Regions from separate parts of the Homo sapiens genome. Here region 2 is linked to region 1. Evidence: read pairs that join two places in POLR2A ChIA-PET (ENCODE). Cell type or tissue: B cell. All regions are shown on one strand.

Region 1 (5,000 bases):
AATCAGTTCTACTAACCAAAGCTTGTATTTGGAAATTTACTTTTTGTACAAATTGAATTATATAATGCTTAAAATACTTTGTCACTTTATAAGCAAAATGCATAGTACTTAATTTGTTTATACTGTAAAGTATATGTTAAATGCTTTTATCACTTTGAGAATAAAAAGTTACTAATGCTGTTGTATTTTACTTTTTAAAAACTACACAAACATTTGACTTTAAACTTAAAAATGTTTCAAATCCATATTTGATGGATATAATATTTAATATTAAACAATGTTTATGATAGACTCGCCTTTTTGAAGATACAAGGTTAGGCTCATGGAATCTATTCTTGAAATAAGCTCTGATGCCTAAAGAAATAGGAAATTTAAAACCTACCATGAAATATAAATTTTTAAATTTTTATACAGAAAATAATAGGTTCTTTCTGCATTCAGAATGAGAACTTATAAAACAGATTATTTAGACATAGAATCAGTCTTTAAGGGTCCTTGAACCCAACCAGTCTTTTTAGAGATAAATGTCTTTATATAAATTAGAATAGTTTTTCAACTATTGAAATTATTTTCATTGTTTTACTGGCTTTCAACTTATCTTGGTAATTTGGGCTGTTGTAACCATATCAGAAAAAATAGGTATGATTGAAGATTAAGTCAATTTAGTGCATTTTAAGAACTTTAGGCTGAAAGGAAGACGTTCATGTGAAGAAGGTTCAAGCCTCCACTAGGTCCTTTAAAATTTTTTTTTTTTACACTAGGTCCTTTAACACACTATAATTTCTACCCCACACATAGATAGTAATGAGCTTTGCACAGACTCCAACCCCAGTTTGTGGGGCTGGTTTTAATTTTACCAGGCAGGAAAATTCCAGCTGCTTGCTGACACCCAACTTTAAAAAGGGCACAAAGCCTTTTACTCCGAAAGTGAAGTAAGAGCTTATCCTTAGAATAATCAGTCCAATAAAAGGATAAATAATCCTAACTTGTTTTAAGTAGGAGACAAAATTTTGAAAGGAAGGTTTGAAGAGCAGGAAACCACTTGGATAATAAAGGGTAAATATGACGAAGATGCTGGAAACACTTTGGCCAGCCTGTTTGCCTTTGTGAACAGGGAAAAAGCATGTGTGTAGTTTTGGAACATCACTCTTTGTATAGCCTGCCAACTATTTAAAAAATAAAACATCTTACAGGAACTATAATTCCAGGTAATTCATTAAGTGCCACCACAGCAGACCATAAAACTGGATAAGACTTCCTAAGACTTGATTTTTTTCTCCAATTTTTAAGGAGCCACCAATATTGAGGGTTCCAAATAAAGTTAGTAGGTTTCTTCACTGTGTTTTCCTCTACATGCAACAATATATTAGATGACACTTTGTGGGTATACTTACTTAACTAATTTTGTGCCAGATTAATGAGGAGATATATTCACTCTAAAGCCCTAGTCAGACTAAAAATGTATAAATTTTATACATCTACAACATTTTTTTGAGACGGAGTCTCACTCTGTTGCCAGGCTGGAGTGCAGTGGTGCGATCTTGGCTCGTGGGAACCTCCACCTCCTGGATTCAAGTGATTCTCCTGCCTCAGCCTCCCAAGTAGCTGGGACTACAGGCATGCTCCACCACAACCAGCTAATTTTTGTATTTTCAGTAGAGACGGGGTTTCACCATGTTGGCCAGGCTGGTCTCGAACTCCTGACCTCAAGTGATCCGTCCACCTTGGCCTCCCAAAGTATGTGTTAGGATTACAGGCATAAGCCACCGCACCCAGCCTACATCTATAACAATAGCAAAATAGAAACTGCATTTAAGTTGTACTTAAGTTATAATTAAAGTAAATCACATTAAGTCATATTGCTCAAAGGGCAGCAAAACTTAATTGGCAGATTTCTGCGTGGCTATGTTTTGGTTTCTCAACTACTATTTTGAAAGCATGTTCTTGAATCATCTTCACCTGAAAGCTCTACATCTTGTAAGTAGAGCTGACAGGTTTAATTCTTAAGAAATACTTTTGTAAATGTTAATGCTGTCTGTGCTGTAGTTACCTGACTTTATGATGCTTTCTGTCTTCATTTAATTAAGATTCTTAGGAACAATGAAAAATCTTGAATGCTTTTTTTTTGAGACGGAGTCTCGCTCTGTCGCCCAGGCTGGAGTGCAGTGGCGCCATCTCAGCTCACTGCAACCTCTGCCTCCTGGGTTCAAGTGATTCTCCTGCCTTAGCCTCACGTGTAGCTGGGATTACAGGCATGGACCACCACCCCTAGCTTTTTTTTTTTTTTTTTAATTTTAGGAGAAACGGGGTTTCACCACATTGGCCAGGCTGGTCTTGAACTCCCGACCTTCAGTGATCCTTCCACCACCTCAGTTTCGCAAAGTGATAGGATTACAGGCGTAAGCCACTGTGCCTACTCAAAAATCTTGAATGCTTTTTTCACATAACTATTAGAATCTTGTTTAAAAGTTCCAGGTACAGATATCCTCATTTGTTTTCCCTGCATAACCAAGTTCTTTGATTTGCAGTTGACCAAAACTTGGTACAAGAATCTTTGTCTCTTCAAGGCAGTTCTGGAAATCCAAAATCCTGTAGTTTTTCCAGAGCAATTTCCTGAGTTTGGTAGAAGTTCGTGTTGCCTGAGTTTAGCCACTAGATGGTGATAATGCACAGATCCAAGTTTTCTTGTAACATTGTGAAAACAATTAGCAGGTTAAAGAGGCAGTATTAATTTGGAATATTTAGGCATTATTATAAGGAGTCGACAGGCTAAAGGAGGCGTGAAAGAAAGTTCTCCCTCTGTATTTGAGGAAGATATCTGGTGACTGGGTTATTTTCAGACTGTTGTGGGACTACAGTTGAAAAAAAAAAACCCAGCAAAAATGAATTCCTAGACAAAATAAGACCAAAGACACATAAAATACAAGCTCCAATTTTTTTAATTAGACCCAACAGAAACAAAAACACTCCAATAAATTGTTTATAAAAGCTTCCTGTCAGTATCTGTACTTATTTCCTCACAGACCAGTAACATCTGGTTGGCAGGCACTGGTCTGAGGACCACACTTCGGTGCTAAAAGCCTGTACTATAGTGCATCCAATTCAGTCAGCAGAACCGGGGTTCAAGACCTGACTTCATTACTACTAGCTGGATAGCCAGAGAAAGATCACTTAGCCTTTCTAAGGTCCACTTTACTCATTTGGATCAGGTTAATTATATCTATGATTAAGCTTTCTGTGAGAGCTCAATAATAATGTACTAACCTCTCAGGAAGTACTTGAAAGTTGAAACTGAATCACATAATTGGTACATTTACATATTAAACGTGAATTGTTTTATCTGATATCTACTCCATCTTCTTACTGAATGGTGTTTTCTCCTTGAATAGAAACGTGTTCAGTTGATCATCAAATACTTAAAGGACCTTGAAAGCTTGTCTGGCTCTAATTAAAGCACAGCTACTTGGTGATCTTAACAGAAACCTGTCCTCTCTCGGAGAAGTGCAACCTCTTCCACTGCGCTGACAGCTTTGTGGGAAGAGGGAGAACTACAGGAAACAATGAAGAAGTCAGAAGGTGCCTGTTTACCCAAACGTGTCTGCAGCCATGTTCCTGCATACCCCGGTTAGAAGAACCGCTGAAGCACTATGCTATCAGCTTAAAATCTAGGTGACTACAAAACCCTGGAAAGTTTGGCACATAAACTACATTAGGCAAGATCAAGGATGACATTTGTTCTTTGATTAATCATTATCACTGCCATTCAATGTGACCTGCCAAACATACACAACTTACATCTTTACAGCAATCCTAAATCCTAAGATTTAGTGATGTTAGTATGCTTAAAGAACACAAGCCAGTTACTAGCTAGTTCCAAAATCTCAGCCAGAAATATGTGTTAACACTGGATTTGCCACATCTAGAAGCACAATCACTCCAGTTATGGTGTCTAAACGAATGTCTAAAGTTAGGTGAATGGAATGTAATCAGACTATACTAAACTTGGTTCCAAAAGTTATAGAAGTTGTAAAGTTAGTCTAAACTAAAGCACTTAAGTGAAAAAGTGTAACTGCCATATCAGAAAGAAGAGCTCCCACCATGAAAATGTCACTGAATGTATTTTTTATTTTTGAAGGTATTTTTAAAATCTGGGCACACCATATCTATCTGTAGGACCCTGGGTCCAAAGGTCCTACATAACTGATATGAACCATAATTCTCCATATTAACAAAGGCTCGGAAATTGAAACCAAGATCACCTAACTCGCTCACTTTGGCCAATATAGTACGAATTTCAGCTTCTTTACAAGAGAAGAGTCCTGAGATGTTAATATGCAGCAATTCTGCTGATGTGCATTTTAACTTTATGCACCAAGGAAGAAAGGCTAAGGAATTCACAAAAGTAAAATCACCCCCTGAAAAACAGATGCTGGTGATTGGAGAAAAAAGAGCAGTAGAATTAAGGTGTTTTATAAACCAGAGAGTGTTTTGTTTCTGATAGGTAAAGGGATTTCTTCATATGTTATTTTAATAAAAGGGAATTTCATAGGTAAAAACCAATATTCAAAATTATAAAACAAATAGAACTGTTTGTGCACAATCACTGCATCAAAAATTTGCAAGAGACTCAACAGAAATTCTTTAGTTGGCAAATGTGGTTTGAAGGGGTAATAAAATCTTTTTATGGCTAAACCAAGAGTCTTGTTTCCTGTTGGCCCAAAAACAGATGTTTCATTTCCCAGATAAGTAGGTTCTCCACTGTAAAGAAATATTCTTGTATAGTTGGTTTCTATGTTCTTGAACTCTGCTCCAAATTCAGCCAACTTGTTAAAGGTCCTTAACACAAATTTGGAACAGTCGTAGGAATCAAACCATGTCTCTGCCCCCTTTTCTGGGCTGGCTTTTACATTCCATGTCTCATAATAAATTCCTGTTTCATTGTCCTGTTTCACCCACTTTGCCATTTGGTTGAACATGTTTCCTAGTTTAAAAAAACAAAA
Region 2 (5,000 bases), 61 kb before region 1:
TGAAGTGCGGCAGGAAGCTGACACAAAACAGCTTACTCTGCTGAATTGATAGGAGATGTAGATTAGTGTAACTTTACTTAAAGACTATTTGTAGTATGTTAACTATCATGCTGTTTGTCTTTTCAGTGAGTGATAATTTGTCATTTATGTAAACCATGTTCATTTCAAATTTTCCAGTTAATTTGTGTGGGAATTGTTACGTGACTTTAAAATCTAATAAAATAAAATATGCTCTTTCAGACCCTAAGAAAGAACTTGATTCAAAAAACCTAAAGGAAAAAAAGAGGAAGAGAGCTCTCGAAAGTGGAAGTTTCTCATTCTCCTCAGTCCTCATGGTTTTTAAACCCTTTATTCTTCTTTATTAATGTCATATACCCTCTGTCTTAAGATGGTGGCTTCCAAAGGAGATCTGGGAGTGTGGAGGACAGGGAGTTACTTTACAGAATGCCTGGCTCTGATTAGTTGCTCCTTGTCATTTTCCACACATTGTATTATTTCTAGGAGGGCAGCCTGAGAAGGACAAGATAGTATGGAATGTAGAGTCAGAAGGAATAGAAGGCAGCTTGGAGAAGGAGGAGGAATTGAACTGCCCCTTAAATCATGTGGATATGAGAAGTGGGAGGATTTTCTGGGGGAAAGATGAAGTTCTATCACTTTTCCCAACAGCGTGGATATTTTCTCAACCTCTGTGGCAAACAGACTTTCTCAGGGTGTTCATTGAATTAAAATATTTAGGAGTAATATTTAGGAACACCTAAATTATATGATAGTTAAATGTTTGTTCATTACAAATCAAGGTAGCAAATAAAGGTAGTTGCAGTTTGAACCTGTTTATATTTTAGGTTCCTGTAATACTCATCTAAAGCAGTTAGCTTCACTGTGTAAATTTTATGCTAAGTGACAAACTTCTCAAACATAGATAACCTTAGTATTTCTGTTATGTTTTTATCAGATGTGAGAGTAATTGCCCTTGATTTCCAGGAAAAGAGTATTGAGAACTTAATTTTTTATTTATTTATTTTTAAATATCAAAATGATGATTAGAAGTTGAATTTTCCATAGGATCACGAAGAAATTTTAGTTCAAAAGTTTGTGCCCATAATCTAAAATTCCATGGTCTCACTAAAAACAAATATTTCCTTTGATAGGAGATGTTATTTAAGAAAAAAGAGTTTACTATGGTAATACATTTCTGGTCACTTATTAAAATACTCTGTTCTGCTCAATAGGGTCATCTGTCAGAAGCTTGGTCCCGAGTGACAAAAAATGCTATTGCAGAAACCATCATTGCCTTGACCAAGATGGAAGAAGAATTTAGGTCTCCAGTGAGATGTATTGCAACAACTAGAGTAGGTTTTGCTTTGTTTTGTTTTGTTTTAAATTTGGTGTGTATCATTGCGTGTTCTTTTTTAGTAATAGATTTAAACAAATTTTAATCACTAAGTCAACATAATTATTTTTTAACCAAATACCGTATTTATTGAAAAAGTATAAAGGGCTTTTATATTATGAACTAGTCGTTACTTCTCACTGTTATGTGTTCTGTGTCACTTGTTTTTGTTATTGTTTAGGAAGCCAAGGGTACACTGGTTAGAAAAGGCTAATTACATTGTACATTGTTTGCGTGTTGTCTTTCTAATGATCTGTTTGCTGTAGTTTACCACAGTAAGTTTAGTGCCAGCATTATGCTGTGATAGACCGAAGGTCCTTTGGAGACAAGACCCCTGCCTATGCCTGGTTGTTCCTAATGTAGAGCCCTGTAACTTACTTACAGGATTTATAGGTCTTACTTCTAAAAAGCAAGAAGTGCTTGTCCAGGGCAGGGTCAGGGTGGAAATCTTTGAGGAAATGAGATTGCATTCTTCAGATGACACATTTATAGTAAGTTTTAACCTGCTAGATTTCATGTCCCATATACTTCCAGAAGAGATTTGAGATTTCCTTGAAGGAGGGCAGTCTGACAACGTTAGGAAGAAGTGAATGCTGGTAAAAATTGCTTAGGTTAATCCTCAGAAATCTGAAGAAGATAAACTATATATCCCTAGGGCGGAAAAAGTCAATTTATGCTATCTTGCTATTATTGACTGTGACACCTGAAATAGGTATTTTTGACAGTAATCCTTTCCTACCACTCATGTGTTGCTTTCTTTCAGTCTGCATTCCCCTTCCTCCTTGCATGCATTATTTCTTTTTCTATTTTTCTGTCCCTATTTTAACATCTCTTGCTTTCTGTATCCAATAACACTCACATGCACTTCTTAGAGTTGAGCTAGTTAAGTCATTTTCTATTCTTCATTAATGAGGGGATATATCATTCTATATAAAACTGAAGCTTACCCTTTAAGCCTCAGAAATTTTTAACTATTTCTGAAAACAGTTGTCTTTTTTTTTTTTTTTTTTTTTTTGAGACAGAGTTTCACTCTTGATGCCCAGGCTGGAGTGCAATGGTACGATCTTGGCTCACTGCAGCCTCCGCCTGCAGGTACAAGCGATTCTCCTGTCTCAGCCTCCCAAGTAGCTCGGATTACAGGCATATACCACCACACCTGGCTAATTTTTTTTGTATTTAGTAAAGACTGGGTTTCACCATGTTAGTCAGGCTGGTCATAACCCCCTGACCTCAGGTGATCCACCCACCTTGGCCTCCCAAAGTGCTGGGATTACAGGCATGTGCCACTGTGCCCGGCCCTATTTTGGAGAACAGTTTTCTAAAGCTTTTAGACATGTATGTATTTCTGACAAAGTGCACCAAGTATAGTATTAGGCTTTCTGGGGCAACAAGGGGCAACAAAGACTTCTGAGGAACTTTTATTATCTAGAAGGATTTAATGTGTACCTGACTACTCATGGGACTGTACACAATTTAGCAGTTGCTGTACCACCTTCTTTGGCATTTAATGATACTAAATGGAAAAATATTCAGAAGACATTAGTAGTAAATATTAAATATGCCAATTCATTTATTCATATGTTGTTTACATAGTAGACCAATAAAGGATAATTTTATTTGTCAGATAGAAGACAGGGTGGTTCATCAGAGAAACAGTCACTTGTTCAGTAGATATCTGAGTGCCTCCTGTGTGCATGGCACATAGGACAGTGATCGTGTATGCCTGCTACCACATCAGGAAGACTTGAGTGCCACTGAGTATCTATGTATTTTCAAAATCAGCCAGCATTTATTGAGCTGTTGTGATGTGTCACAGTCAGCATTTCATAAGTCTTTCCTAAAAATTCAGTGGTGTAACAGCCTTCCCTTTCAACAGCTCTGGCTTGCTCTCGCATCCCTATGTGTTCTTGATCAGGACCACGTAGATCGTCTCTCCTCGGGGAGATGGATGGGAAAGGATGGACAACAAAAACAAATGGTAAGATCAGAATTTTGTAAGAATTTATCTTGCTTTCCTTTACAGTAAGCTTTAGCTTAGCTTAAAAACAAACAAACAAACAAAAAACACATCAACATAAACAGTTAGTGGATCTCTTGAAAGATTGTGTCCCTTCGGCCAAGTTCATCTCACAAGTCTATTTCAGAGAGTCCCTACTTCATAGTATATGGAAACTTTAGGGGCTTTTATTTAAGTATATTAAAGAGCTTTCTTCTTCTCTGAGTCATGTTTGCATCATATCAAAATTTATTTTTAGCCAGAGTCTGATTTAGTGACTAGATATTTTACTAAAATGTAATCAGTCTTATGGTAGGAAGGAAATAAAGCAATAACACAGGCAACATGACACACCACCTGTTCACATATATACTTAAGTAGGTTTGATGGGTATCTTTAAGTTCACTAGAAAGGAAAACTTTATATAGGCCCTTTCACCATTTTCTTATTAATGTTCAAGTTTCAAAAATAAACAGTTTCTTCCTTTGGCATACAGAATGTTTAGATATATAATGGGGCAGACATTTCTTAAGTCTCTAAGTAACAAAGTATACCTGTTCATTGTATTAATCATTGAACCTGCAAAGCACATTAATGATTGGATTTGGAGTTTTGAGAGATTTTTATAGTTAAGTACATTTGCAATAATTCTGTTTAATATTCAGATTCTAAATTCTTAATAGACTTCCGAATAACGGTTTATTTTTGTAAATAAATTATATTCAATTTGTATGAGAGTCTGAGACTTGCTTGTTAATCTAAGTAACGTGGAAATGTCTTATTTTAGCCTATGTGTGATAACCATGATGATGGTGAAACTGCAGCAATCATTTTATGCAATGTCTGTGGAAATTTATGTACAGACTGTGACAGATTCCTTCACCTTCATCGAAGAACCAAAACTCATCAAAGACAGGTGAAGATTTTTGTCTCTGGAGCATAAAATATGTTCAGTGAATTTTGAAATAAATGTGTGAAAGAGGCTTTGTGTAGTAGGGGGAAAAAGTGGACTTTGGAATCAAAGACCTTGGTTGAGTTCACAGCTGTCTCGCTTACCATCTATAAATAGCAAGTTGTTTTATCCTTAGAAACACTTAATTTCTCCATTTATAAAAAAGGGACTGCTGTGAAGATTAAAGAGAAGATTGGAAATATTCAAAACTTCTTAGAGTGCTTAAATGAAAGCCATTATTATTATTGAATAATTAAATTTTATACTCTCCCTTTCAGAGTGATAAATAAGCATATTTTTCCCTGTTCTTTAATGAAATAATAGGTCTTCAAAGAAGAAGAAGAAGCTATAAAGGTTGACCTTCATGAAGGTTGTGGTAGAACCAAATTGTTCTGGTTGATGGCACTGGCAGATTCTAAAACAATGAAGGCAATGGTGGAATTCCGAGAACACACAGGTAAAAGGTTTAAAGATTGAGCCATGCCTTTAAAACCCACAAAAAAAGATTAAACCGTGCCAACTGATTAAACTGTGAATAATTTTGAGTGATATTCTGATGTTTAATTATGACATCATTGATCTATATATTTACTAAATATATAGAGTGTTCTATGGTGAAGAGAGCATTAGACCAAAAGTCAAGAAACCTGATTTGCCACTAA

Evidence for each region. ChIA-PET counts read pairs that join two places held together with the same protein. Peaks named below come from ENCODE experiments on the same cell type or tissue, not always from the same donor. Only the 100,000 strongest peaks of a DNase experiment are listed, where the experiment ranks them.
Region 2: POLR2A ChIA-PET joins it to region 1 with 9 read pairs; 6 of 35 experiments call an interaction of 5 or more read pairs at or near these places.

The regions. Positions count from the first base shown.
Region 1 is chr13:77,000,439-77,005,438 of GRCh38, reverse strand. It overlaps CLN5 (CLN5 lysosomal BMP synthase), which reads right to left. Exons shown (of 4, transcript NM_006493.4): 4 at 322-4,981. The coding sequence ends at 4,470. It overlaps FBXL3 (F-box and leucine rich repeat protein 3), which reads left to right. Exons shown (of 5, transcript NM_012158.4): 5 at 1-179. Among named protein-coding and RNA genes, the nearest start is that of CLN5, 11 kb to the right of the region's middle. In B cell, CTCF peaks have their summits at 2,421 and 2,620 (motif pointing right); no DNase peak of the experiment used is centred here; H3K27ac peaks cover 3,036 bases.
Region 2 is chr13:77,060,964-77,065,963 of GRCh38, reverse strand. MYCBP2 (MYC binding protein 2) reads left to right here. Exons shown (of 83, transcript NM_015057.5): 73 at 1,230-1,349; 74 at 3,267-3,368; 75 at 4,174-4,302; 76 at 4,663-4,795. Among named protein-coding and RNA genes, the nearest start is that of MYCBP2-AS1, 12 kb to the left of the region's middle. In B cell, no CTCF peak of the experiment used is centred here; a DNase peak (open chromatin) is centred at 293; H3K27ac peaks cover 1,180 bases.